Linked DNA regions of Homo sapiens: region 1 is linked to region 2. A link is a loop called in an ENCODE intact Hi-C map of the cell type or tissue named here. Cell type or tissue: B cell. All regions are shown on one strand. Links, peaks and the distances in the headings refer to the core of each region. The heading gives the core; the rest is flanking DNA.

Evidence for each region. Peaks named below come from ENCODE experiments on the same cell type or tissue, not always from the same donor. Only the 100,000 strongest peaks of a DNase experiment are listed, where the experiment ranks them.
Region 1: a loop joins it to region 2, with 24 times the contacts of the local background. A loop is called at or near these places in 5 of 110 quality-filtered maps.

What each region holds. Positions count from the first base shown.
Region 1 is chr19:13,587,703-13,592,742 of GRCh38, reverse strand. No RefSeq gene overlaps it. Among named protein-coding and RNA genes, the nearest start is that of CACNA1A, 84 kb to the right of the region's middle. RefSeq lists silencers at 3,170-3,399, 3,309-3,418. In B cell, for the core only: CTCF peaks have their summits at 3,125 and 3,324 (motif pointing right); a DNase peak (open chromatin) is centred at 3,322; H3K27me3 peaks cover 499 bases.
Region 2 is chr19:13,189,965-13,198,359 of GRCh38, reverse strand. No RefSeq gene overlaps it. Among named protein-coding and RNA genes, the nearest start is that of IER2, 44 kb to the right of the region's middle. RefSeq lists a cis regulatory region at 6,749-7,249. In B cell, for the core only: a CTCF peak has its summit at 3,643 (motif pointing left); a DNase peak (open chromatin) is centred at 3,639; H3K27ac peaks cover 281 bases.

The DNA.
Region 1 (5,040 bases), core at 2,060-4,559, 390 kb before region 2:
CCCGGCAATAACCAGTATTGACTGGGCATGGCGGTTCACGCCTGTAATCCAAGCACTTTGGGAGGCCAAGGCAGGTGGATCGCTTGAGGTCAAGAGTTAGAGACTAGCCTGGCCAACATGGTGAAACCCCGTCTCTACTAAAAATACAAAAAAATCAGCCGGGTGTGGTGGTGCGTGCCTGTAGTCCCAGCTACTCCGGAGGGTGAGGCAGGAGAATCGCCTGAACCCAGGAGGGGAGGTTGCCGTGGGCCGAGATCACACCACTGTACTCCAGCGTGGGCGACAAAGTGAGACTCTGTCTCAAAAACCAAACAAAAACCCAGTGTTGATGGAGCACTTACTATCTGTGGGGCACGGCTCCAAGACCTTTACATGCATTGACTCGATTAGTCCTCATCACCATTGTTATAAATAGATTGTGGTGCAGGTTATTGTTTTCCAAAGTGTTTCGTTGCAGCACATCTTATCAAATGCACGCAACGATCTCCTGAAACAGCTAGGGCAGCTCTTGTTGCTATTGTTATTGTGGTTACTTAGTATCTTATTATGATTACTTTTTTTTTTTTTTTTTTTTGAGACAGAGTCTCACTCTGTCATCCAGGCTGGAGTGCAGTGGCGCGATCTCGGCTCAGTGCAACCTCGACCTCCCAGGTTCAAGCAATTCTCCTGCCTCAGCCTCCCAAATAGCTGGGATGACAGTCATGCACCACCACGCCTAGCTAATTTTTTTTTGTATTTTTAGTAGAGACGGGGTTTCACCCTGTTGGCTAGGCTGGTCTCGAACTCCTGACCTCAGGTGATCCACCCACCTCAGCCTCCCAAAGTGCTGGGATTATGGGAGTGAGCCACCACGCCCGGCCATGATTACTTGTTATGACCGGTAGTACCCTTATTATTTTGTCCCTTATGCAGATGGGTGAACAGACCCGGAGAGGTGAATTCCAGGTTACTGAGGCATTTGAGAGCCAAGCCAAGAGAGAGATGGTGTGACCTTGAATTCCAGGCCAGAACTGACCACTTATAGGATATGGGGACCCAGGCTCAGCCAAACTGCAGGTCACCAGCTAGGACTGGGTGACTTTCCCAGCTAGGGATCGGATGGGTGGCCTGAATTGTCCTGGTCCCCGAGGCCTGAGCTGAGAGAATGAGACACACAAAGTGAGACTTTTATTTTATTTTTAGAGACAGGGTCTCACTCTGTCACCCAGGCTGGAGTGCAGTGGTGCAATGATGGCTGATTGCAGCCTTGACCTCCTGGGCTCAAGTGATCCTCCCACCTCGGTCACCTGAGCAGCCAGGACCGTAGGTGCGTGTCACCACTCCTGGAAAATTTTTAAATTTTTTTGTAGAGGCAGGGTCTTGCTATGTTGCCCAGGCTGGTCTCAAACTCCTGGCCTCAAGTGATCCTCCTGCCTCGGCCTCCCAAAGCATTGAGATCATAGGTGTTAGCAACCATGCTCAGCCCCCCAGAGAGATCATATTTTAACACAAGTCAGATTATATCCCTCCTCTGCTCAGAACCCTCCATGGCTCCCACCTGACTCATAGCAAAAGCCAAAGTCCTCACCAAGACCCATAAGGCCCTGCCCCTGTCACCTCCCTGCCCTCACCTCCCTCCTCTCTCTCCCTCGTGCACTGTGCTGCAGCCATACTAACCTTATCACTGTTCCTCCAATGCACCAGGGTGGTCCAGCCTCAGGGCCTTTGCACTGGCTGTTCCTTCTGCTAGGAATGCTCTTCTCCTCGGCACCCACACGGCTTCTTCCTTGCCTCCTTCCAGCCTTTGATTAAAGGTTTCCTCCTCATCAAACTTTTCATCATCACCCTATTTAAAATGCAGCCCCGGCTGGGTGCAGTGTCTCATGCCTATAATCCTAGCACTTTGGGAGGCCAAGGCGGGAGGATCACTTGAGGCCAAGAGTTTGAGACCAGCCTGGGCAACATAGTGAGGCATCTCCACAAAAAACAAAAAAATATTAGCCAGGCATGGTGGTGTGCGCCTGTGGTCCCAGCTACTTGGGAGGCTGAGGTGGGAGGATCCTTTGATCCTGGGAGGTCAAGGCTGCAGTGAGCCATGATCGTGCCACCGCACTCCAGCCTGGGCAACAGAGTGAGACCCTGTCTCATAAATAAATAAATAAATAAATAAGATAAAAATAAAATAAAATGCAGCCCTACTCGTGCTTATTCCCTGCCCCGCTTAATTTTCCCCACTAGCACTCATAACCAGATCCTATGTGTTACATATGGGGCTTCCTCCCTCGTTGACTGTACTGGGACCTGTAGTCCTAGCTACTCAGGAGGCCAAGGCAGGAGGATCCTGTGAGCCCAGGAGTTTGAGACCATCCTGGACAGCATGGCAAGATTCCATCTTTACAAAAATTAGCTGGGCATGGTGATGCGTACCTGTAGTCCCAGCTACTCAGGAGGCTGAGGTGGGAGGACTGCTTGAGCCTGGGAGTTGAAGGTTGCAATGAGCTATGATTGCACCACTGCACTCCAGCCTGGGCAACAGAGAGAGATCCTATCTCTAAATAAATAAATAGAATTGAAAAAAAATAAAATGCAACCCCTACTTATGTTGGTTCCCTGCCCCGCTTAATTTTCCCCACTAGCACTCACGACCAGCTCATATGTGTTACGCATCGGCTTTCTCCCTTGTTGCTGCCATATTTGCTCTGTGAGCTCCACGTGGGCCGGTCTGGTGTCACCCAGGCTGGTGTGCAGGGGCGAGATCTCGGCTCACTGCAACCTCAGCCTCCCGGGTTCAAGCGATTCTCCTGCCTCAGCCTCCGGAGTAGCTGGGACTACAGGTGCGCGCCACCACGCCCAGCTAATTTTTGTATTTTTTAGTAGAGACGGGGTTTCATTTACCATGTTGGCCAGGTTGGTCTCGAACTCCTGACCTCAGGTTATCCACCTACCTTGGCCTCCCAAAATGCTGGGATTACAGGCGTGAGCTACCACGCCCGACCCGTTCATTAATTTTTGTTGTCGTATAATAAAAAGAAGGATAATTCTTGATAGGTGAAAGTTGTATGCCGTTCAAAATTTGGTGTCCATAAAGTTTTATTGGAACACAGCCTTTTCTATTTGTGCTGATGTTGTCTGTGGCTCCTTTTGTGTTACAACGGCAGAGCTGTCTCTGGGACAGAGACTGTCTAGCCCTCAGAGCCGGAAGCATTTCATCTGAGGTCCTTTATCGAAGAGGTTTTTGGACCCCTGAGCTGGAACAGCGCCTGACACACACTGTGCTCAAAAAGCAGCCTGCGCGGGTCTCCCCTGCGTTCACCCACTGTCGCCCGCCGCTGCTAAGACTGGCCACCAGGTGGCGCCATGGCTCCCCAGCCTGGCAGGCGCCGGGCAGCAGAGCGCTCAGCTCGCTCTCCGGAGTACCCACCTCCCTGCCGCTTCCTTTCTGCCTGTTCCGAGAAATGGAAGTCAGCCCCAAATCAATAATTGAATTCCCATCATGTGATAACTAATCATTACATATATGGCTATTGCTTTTTCATGCACAAAGGGCTTGGTAAAGACCAACTGGGGCGGCAGGGGCGGACTCGGGGCTTTGCAGGGCTCCCTGAGGTCTGATGGGTTACAAGCAGGTCCTGAGGTCAAGTGTGGGGCTTACCTGGCTTCAATCTGGGGTGTGGTTGAGTGCCCCGGCCAGGGTTCAAATCCCAACTCTGCCACTTGCTGACTGATTCTGGGGAGGAGGGTTCCTTTCCCTTTCGGTGCCTCAGTTTCCCTCTCTGTCAAATGGGGAAAACAATAGCACCCATCTCTGGGGCTCTTACAAAGATTAAGTTCACTGCATTATTACATAGAAAGCATTTAGAACAGTGCAGCCACATAGTAAGTACTTGGTAATAGTTTTCTGTTTCTGTAGCGGGTATGCCATTAAGCATTTTGAGGCCTCAGTTTACACAGTTAAAAAAAAAAAAAAGAGGCTGGGCACGGTGGCTCACGCCTGTAATCCCAGCACTTTGGGAGGCTGAGGTGGGAGGATCGATTGAGCCCCGGAATTCAAGGTCAGCCTGTGCAACATAGGGAGACCTCGTCTCTACGAAAAATGCTCACGTAATTAAAAAAAAAAAAAAAATTAGCCAGGTGTAGTGGTGCCCAACTGTAGTCCCAGCTACTCGGGAGGGTGAGATGGGAGGATTGCTTGAGCCCAGGAGTTCAAGGCTGCAGTGAGTGATGATCACACCACTGCACTCCAGCCTGGGTGACAGAGTGAGACCCTGTCTTGGAAAAAAAAAAAAAAAAAGAAAGAAAAGCAGGTTGTTTTGTTTAGACATCACAATTAAACTGCAACCTAACCTTTAAAAAAGAACCTACTTAGAAATCAGAGCTCTCTTTCTCTTCTTCTTCTTTTTATTTACTTATTTTTTTGAGCAGGAGTCTTGCTCTGTTGTCCAGGCTGGAGTGCAGTGGCATGATCTCAGCTCACTGCAACCTCCGCCTCCCAGGTTCAAGTGATTCTCACCTCAGCCTCCCAAGTAGCTAGGATTACAGGGACCCACTGTGATTAGCTGCCATGCCTGGCTAATTTTTGTATTTTTAGTAGAGATGAGGCTTTAGCATGTTGGCCAGGCTTGTCTCAAACTCATGACCTCAAATCATCCACCTGCCTCGGCCTCCCGAAGTGCTGGGATTATAGGCGTGAGCCACTGCGCCCGGCCTCTTTCTTTCTTTTCTTAAGGGAGGCAGGCTGGCCAATTCTAGCCTAGTTGATATTTAAAAAAAATAGGTCTGGTCCCAGGGAGCTTCTTTTTCAGTGCAGCTGGCTGACTTTTGGTGCAGAGAGACCCTTCTTTTGTTCTTTGAATTAGCAGCTTTGGCAGCCATGGAAGGTCTGGGTAGGGCCCCCCAGAGATGGGGCTCCCCTATCTCTTTTGGTCTATCAGATTCTCCATGCTGGTCCTTGAAACCCAAGCAGCTTATGAACAAATATCCCCCACCACCCCCACTGCCAAATTATCCTCTCTGTTCAATGTGACTTTTCCATCTAGAATTTATCTGTACCTTGGGTTTCCA
Region 2 (8,395 bases), core at 2,599-5,098:
TTGCCCAGGATGGTCTGCAACTCCTGGCCTCAAACGATCCTCCACCTCAGCCTCTTGAGTAGTTGGAATTACAAGCATGAGCCACTACACTCAATACTTTTTTTTATTGATGCATCATAGATGTACATAGTTTTGGGGGTACATGTGATAATTTAATACATTCATATAATTTGTAAAGATCAAATCAAGTGTACTTGGGATATGTGTCATCTTAAATATAAATATTTAGGTGGGGTGCCATGGCTCACGTCAGTAATCCCAGCACTTTGGGAGGCTGAGGTGGGTGCATCACCTGAGGTCAAGAGTTCAAGACCAGCCTGGCCAAGATGGTAAAACCCAGTCTCTACTAAAAATACAAAAACTAGCCGGATGTGGTGGTGGGCGCCTGTAATCCCAGCTACTCAGGAGGCTGAGGCAGGAGAATCACTTGAACCCGGGAGCCAGAGGTTGCACCGAGACCGTGCCACTGAACTCCAGCCTGGGCAATAGAGTAAGACTGTCTCTCAAAAAAAAAAAAAAAGAATATATACTGGGGAAAGGACAGTTTCTTCAATAAAATGGTGCTCGGAAAACTGGCTGGCTATGTGCAGAAGAATGAAACTAGGCCCCTATCTCTCACCACACACAAAAATCAAATCAAAATGGATTACAAACCTAAATCTAAGATTTGAAACTATGAAACTCCTAGAAGGAAACTTTGGAGGCCGGGCGCGACGGCTCATGCCTGTAATCCCAGCACTTTGGAAGGTTGAGGCAGGCGGACTATTTGAGTCCAGCAGTTTGAGACTAGCCTAGGCAACATGGTGAAACCCCACATCTACAAAAATACAAAAATTAGCTGGGTGTGGTGGCTCGTGCCTGTAGTCCTAGTTACTCGGGAGGCTGAGGCACAAGAATCACTTGAGCCTGTTAGGCAGAGGTTGCAGTGAGCCCAGATTGCACCACTGCACTCCAGCCTGGATGACAGAGAGAGACCCTGTCGCAAAAATACAAACAAAAAAACAAAAAACCAAAGAGGCCGGGCGCAGTGGCTCAAACCTGTAACCCAGCACTTTGGGAGGCCGAGGTGGGAGGATCACCTGAGGTCAGAAGTTCAATACCAACCTGGGCTGGGTGTGGTGGCTCAAGCCTGTAATCCCAGCACTTTGAAAGGAGGCCGAGGCGGGCTGATCACGAGGTCAGGAGATCAAGACCATCCTGGCTAACACGGTGAAACCCCATCTCTACTAAAAATACAAAAAAAAAAAAAATTAGCCAGGCATGGTGCGGGCGCCTGTAGTCCCAGCTACTCGGGAGGCTGAGGCAGGAGAATGGCGTGAATCCGGGAGGCAGAGCTTGCAGTGAGCCGAGATCGCGCCACTGCACTCCAGCCTGGGTGACAGAGCAAGACTCTGTCTCAAAAAAAAAAAAAAAAACCAGCCTAGCCAACATGGCAAAACCACATTTCTACTAAGAACACAAAAATTAGCCAGGCACAGTAGTGGGTGCCTGTAATTCCAGCTACTGAGGAGGCTGAGGCAGGAGAATCACTTGAGCCGGGGAGGCAGAGGCTGCAGTGTGCTGAGATTGTGCCATTGCACTCCAGCCTGCATGACAGAGTGAGACTCTGCCTCAAAAAAAAACAAAAGAAACAAACAAACAAAAAAGAAGCCTGGGCGAGGTGGCTCACACCTGTAATCCCAGCACTTTGGGAGGCCAAGGCGGGCGGATCACGAGGTCAGGAGTTCGAGACCATCCTGGCCAACATGGTAAAACCCCATCTCTACTAAAATACAAAAAAATTAGCCTGGCGTGGTGGCGCACGCCTGTAGTCCCAGCTACTCTGGAGGCTGAGACAGTGGAATTGCTTGAACCCGAGAGGCAGAGGCTGCAGTGAGCCGATATCGCGCCACTGCACTCCAGCCTGGCAACAAAGCAAGACTCTGTTTCAAAAAAAAAAAGAAAAAAGAAAGAAAGAAGGAAAATAAGAAAACATTGGGAAAATGCTCAGATGTTGGTCTGGGCAAAGATTTTTTGTGCAAGGCCCCAAAAGCACAGGCAACAAAAGGAAAAATCAACAAATGGGATTACATCAAGCACTTTTTTTTTTTTAAGTCAGGGTATTGTTATATTACCCAGGCTGGCCTGAAACTTGTAGACTCAAGGGATCCTCCTGCCTCAGACTCCCAAGTAGCCGGGACTACAGGCACATGCCACAATGCCCAGCTTGGAAAAATGTTCTAAGGGTGCCCAGGCACCTTCTTCTCCAAAATGTGTTTCCTGAGTCTCAAGGACCGCCTTGTCCAATCAAAGACCACAGTATAATAATCAATCAATTGGACAATCAAATTAGATTCAAAACTGCACAAGATTAAGTCCCGGGCCTTGTTCAATGGGGTGTCCCGAGCTCCAGGCTCCAGGGACGGCCTGGAGGCCCTTGGTTGACCTGAGGTGGCAGTCTGTACAAGTGGAGGAGGAGGCAGGTCGACAGCGTCACCTGGAGGCCAGCTGGCAAACAGCCAAAGGTGAGAAAACTGTAACTGATTAACAAATCTAGAACTCGAGGCTGGGAGCGGTGGCTCACACCTGTAATCCCACCGCTTTGGGAGGCCGAGGCGGGCAGATCACTTGAGGTGTCAGGAGTTCACTACCAGCCTGGCCAAAATGGTGAAACGCAGTCTCTATAAAAATACAAAAATTAGCCGGGCATAATGGTGGGTTCCTGTAATCCCCACCATTGTAGTAATTGAGCTACTGGGAGAATTGCTTCAACCTGGGCAGAGGTTGCAGTGAGCCACAGAGCGAGATACCGTCTCAAAAAACAAAAAGAAAGAGATCGAGACCATCCTGGCCAACATGGTGAAACCCTGTCTCTACTAAAAATACAAACTGGGCGTGGTGGTGCGTGCCTGTAGTCAGAGCTACTCAGGAGGCTGAGGCAGCAGGATTGCTTGAACCTGGGAGGTGGAGGTTGAAATGAACCGAGATCTCGACAGAGCAAGACTTCGTCTCAAAACAAACAAACAAAAAGAATCTAGAACTTCGGCCGGGTGCAGTGGCTCACACCTGTAATCCCAGCTACTCAGGAGCCTGAGAGGCTTGAGAACCCCTTCACCCCATGGGTCGGAGGTTGCAGTGAGCCGAGACCACCCCATTGCACTCCAGCCTGGGCAACAGAGTGAGACTGTGTCTCAAACAAATAATAAATTTTGAAATTTTTGAAAAAAATCCGGGAGCCGTGATTCACACCTATAATCCCAGCACTTTGGGAGCCCGAGGCAGGTGGATCACTTGAGGTCAGGAGTTCGGGACCAGCCTGGCCAACATGGTGAAACCCTGTCTCTACGAAAAATACAAAAGTTAGCCAGACGTGGTGGTGCATGCCTGTAACCCCAGCTACTCAGGACGCTGAGGCATAAGAATTCCTTGAACCAGGAAGGCAGAAGTTGCAGTGAGCAGAGATCGCACCACCACTGCACTCCAGCCTATGCGACAGAGTGAGACCCTGTCTCAAAACAAACAAACAAAAAAAAGTAAATCAATTGGACAATCAAATTAGATTTGGAACTCCACAAAATTAGGTCCAGGGCCTTGCTCAAGGTAGTGTCCCAAGCTCCAGGCTCCCGGGGGCCTTGGTTTACCTGAGGTTGCACAGCCTGAACAAGCCAAGGAGTCAGTCGACAGCGCCACCTGGAGGCCAGATGGAAAACAGCCAAAGATTAGACCACTTTTTTTTTTTTTTTTTTTTTTTGAGATGGAGTTTTGCTCTTGTTGCCCAGGCAGGAGTGCAGTGGTGCGATTTCGGCTCACCGCAACCTCCGCCTCCCAGATTCAAGCGATTCTCCTGCCTCAGCCTCCCAAGTAGCTGGGATTACAGGCATGCGCCACCATGCCCGCCTAATTTTGTATATTTTGTAGAGATGGGGTTTCACCATGTTGGTTAGGCTGGTCTCAAACTCCCGACCGCAGGTGATCCTCCCACCTCAGCCTCCCAAAGTGCTGGGATTACAGGCGTGAGCCACCACGCCCGGAGAGACCACTCTTAATTCTAACTGGATGGCCAGGCGCAGTGGGCCACTATAGGTGGGTTTCACAGCGCCCAACTAATTTTTAATTTTTATTTATTATTATTATTATTATTTTTTTGAGATACAGTCTTGCTCTGTCGCCCAGGCTGGAGTACAGCGGCACAATCTCACCTCACTGCAACCTCCGCCTCCCGGGTTGAAGCAATTCTCTTGTGTGAGGGGAGTGGCTGCTTAGGAGAGGTAGAGAAAGTGGCAGGCCAGGCACAGTGGCTCACGCCTGTAATCCCAGCATTTTGGGAGGCCAAGGCAGATGGATCATTTGAGGTCAGGGGCTTGAGACCAGCCTGGCCAACATGGTGAAACCCCATCTCTACTAAAAATACAAAAATTAGCCAGGCATGGTGGCGCATGTCTGTAGTCCTAGCTACTCGGAAGGCTGAAGCAGGAAAATTGCTGTTCTGAACCCGGGAGGCAGAGATTGCAGTGAGCCAAGATCGCACCACTGCACTCCAGCCTGGGCAACAGAGCGAGACACTGTCTCAAAAAAAAAAAAAGAAGAAAGAGAAAAAGGAAGGAAGGAAGGAAGGAAGGAAACCAAAACTGGAAAGACAGAGGCAGTCTCTTTTTTCTTTTTCTTCTTTTTTGTTTTGGTTTGGTTTTCTGTCGTTGTTGTTGAGACAGTGTCTCACTTTGTTTCCCAGGCTGGAGTACCGTGGTCCCATTATAGCTCACTGCACCCTCGACCTCCTCCAATTGAACCTCCCACCTCAGCCTCCCAAGTAGCTGCGACCACAGGTGAGTGCCACCACACCTGGCTACTTTTTTTTTTTAAATCCCAGCACTTTGGGAGGCCAAGACGGGAGGATCACTTGAGTCCAGGAGTTTGAGACAAGGCTGGGCAACATAGTGAGACCTCACTTCTTTTTTTCTTTTTTTGAGACGAGGTTTCGCTCTGTGCAATGGTGTGATCTCGGCTCACTGCAACCTCCGCCTCCTGGGTTCAAGCGATTCTCCTGCCTCAGCCTTCTGGGTAGCTGAGATTACAGGCATGTGCCACCACGCCTGGCTAATTTTGTATTTTTAATAGAGACGGGCTTTCTCCATGTTGGTCAGGCTGGTCTTAAACTCCTGGCCTCAAATGATCCACCTGCCTTGGCCTCCCAAAGTGCTGGGATTATAGGTGTGAGCCACCATGCCCAGCCTGCCACACTCCTGTGGTCCCAGCTACTTGGGAGGTTGGGATGGGAGGATCTCTTGAGCCCAGGAGGTCGAGGCTGCAGTGAGCTATGAACACACCACTGCGCTCCAGCCTGGGTGACAGAGCCAGACCCTCTCTCAAATAAATAAATAAATAAAATAGAGATGGATCTCACTATGTTGCCCAGGCTGGCCTTAAAGTCCAGATTTCAAGCAATTCTCCCACCTGAGCCTACTTAGTAGCTAGGACTACAGGTGGGTGCCGCTGCACCCAACTAATTTTTATTTTTTACTTTTTATTTATTTATTTTTTGAGATACAGTCTTGCTCTGTCGCCCAAGCTGGAGTACAGTGGCATGATCTCACCTCACTGCAACCTCCGCCTCCCGGGTTGAAGCAATTCTCTTGTGTCAGCCTCCCGAGTAGCTGGGACTACAGGTGCCCGCCACCATGCCTCACTAATTTTTGTGTTTTTAGTAGAGATGGGGTCTCATCACATTGGCCAGGCTGGTCTCAAACTCCTGACCTCAAGTGATCCGCCCGCCTTGGCCTCCAAAAGTGCTGGGATTACAGGCGTGAGCCACCGCACCTAACCTTTTTTGTTTGTTTAAGAGACAGGGTTTTGGCCAGGCACGGCGGCTCATGCCTGTAATCCCAACACTTTGGGAGGCCAAGGCGCGTGGATAATCTGAGGTCAGGAGTTCGAGACCAGCCTGGCCAATGTGGTGAGACCCCCCCCCCCCCACCCCGCCCAACATCTCTACTAAAAACACAAAAATTAGCCGGGGGTGGTGGTGGGCATGTGTAATCCCAGTTACTCAGCGGGACTGAGGCAGGAGAATTGCTTGAACCAGGGAGGCAGAGGTTACAGTGATCCAAGATCACGCCATTGTACTCCAGCCTGTGTGACAATAGCAAAACTCTGGCTCAAAAAAAAAAAAAAAAGCCGGGCGTGGTGGCTCACAGCTGTAATCCCAGCACTTTGGGAGGCCAAGGCAGATGGATCACCTGTGGTCGGGAGTTTGAGACCAGCCTGACCAACATGGAGAAACCCCATCTCTACTAAAAAATACAAAATTAGCCAGGCGTGGTGGTGCATGCCTGTAATCCCAGCTACTCGGGAGGCTGAGACAGGAGGATTGCTTGAACCCGGGAGGCGGAGGTTGCGGTGAGCCGAGATCACACCATTGCACTCCAGCCTGGGCAACAAGAGTGAAACTCCGTCTCAAAAAAAAAAAAAGAGACAGGGTTTTGCTATGTTGCCCAACCTGGTCTCAAACTCCTGGCCTCAAAGGATCCAAGGGAGAAAGTTTCTGATCAGAAAAGTGTAAGAGTCAGGCCGGGCACAGTGGCTCATGCCTGTAATCCCAGCACTTTGGGAGGCCGAGGCAGGTGGGTCACTTGCGGTCAGGAGTTCAAGATCAGCCTGGCCAACATAGTGAAACCCCATCTCTATTAAAAATACAAAAATTGGCTGGACATGGTGGTGAGCACCTGTAATCCCAGCTTACTCAGGAGGCTGAGACAGGAGAATTGCTTGAACCCAGGAGGTGGAGGTTGCAGTGAGCCCTGATCCCACCCTGGCACTCCAATCTGGGCGACAGAGCAAGACTCCGTCTCAAAAGAAAATAAAGAGTCAGAAAGGCTCAAAAAGGCTCAATTACTTGTCCAATGTCATACAATTGTAAAAAGGATGAGACTTGAATCTATAACCGGTTGGTTTCTGGTTTCCATCCAGTCACACTTGCCATTTCCCTGAGGTGAGGACACGCCCCTGCTGGTTGAGACCTAGTTAACTTCTGCCACGTCCACCCCACCCCCGCCTCCGCCCCCTCCTAAATCGTGATCCAGAACAACAATCTCCAGGTCCTTGAACTTCAGGAGGTCCAAAGTTCAGGGTGGTTCAAGATATTGAAACCATCTCTTTCCCCTACCCGCCCCAGCCAGCCAGGGAGAGTTAGGTCCTGCTACCTCTGGAACCAAACCATGAATCCAAAGTCCCGTCAGTGGCTGGGTGCAGTGGCCCGTGCTTGTAATCCTAGCACTTTCGGAGGCTGAGGGGGGCAGATCGCCTGAGGCCAGAAGTTCAAGACCACCCTGGGCAACATGGCAAGACCCCATCGTTACAAAAATTAGCTAGGCATGGTGCCTCATGCCTGTAGTCCCGGCTACTTCGGAGGCTGAGGCGGGAGGATCACTTGAGCCTGGGAGGTGGAGACTGCAGTGAGCTATGACCACACCACTGCATTCCAGCCTGTGTGACAGAGTTAAGACTGGCAAAAAAAAAAAAAAAAAATTAGGCCAGGCACGGTGGGTCCCGCCTGTAATCCCAACACTTTGGGAGGCCGAGGTGGGTGGATAATTTGAGGTCGGGAGTTTGAGATCAGCCTGGCCAACATGGTGAAACCCCGCCTCTACTAAATATACAAAAATTAGCTGAGTGTGGTGGCAGGAGCCTGTAGTCCCAGCTACTCGGGAAGCTGAGGCAGGAGAATTGCTTGAACCCAGGAGGTAGAGGTTGCAGTGAGCCAAGATCATACCACTGCACTCCAGCCTGCACAACAAAAGTGAAACTCCATCCCAAAAAAAAAAATTTAAAAGAAAAAATAATTAACAATTAAAAAGAAAAGTCCAGGCCAGGCACGGTGACTCACACCTGCAATCTCAGTATTTTGTGAGGCCGAGGCGGGCGGATCTCTTGAGGACAGGAGTTCATGACCAGCCTGGCCAACATGGTGAAACCCCGTCTCTACTAAAAATACAAAAATTAGCTAAGCGTTGGCCAGGCGCAGTGGCTCACGCCTGTAATCCCAGCACTTTGGGAGGCCGAGGCGGGCGGACCACCTGAGGTCAGGAGTTCGAGACCAGCCTCAACATGGAGAAACCCTGTCTCTACTAAAAATACAAAATTAGTCGGCCATGGTAGTGCATGCCTGTAATCCCAGCTACTCGGGAGGCTGAGGCAGGAGAATTGCTTGAACCTGGGAGGCAGAGGTTGCAGTGAGCCGAGATCACGCCATTACGCTCCAGCCTGGGCAACAAGAGCAAAACTCCATCTCAGAAAAAAAAAAAAAAAATTAGCTGAGCGTGGTGGCAGGTGCCTGTAATCCAAGCTACTAGGGAGGCTGAGGTAGGAGAATCGCTTGAACCCAGGAGGCAGAGATTGCAGTGAGCCGAGATTGCACCACTGC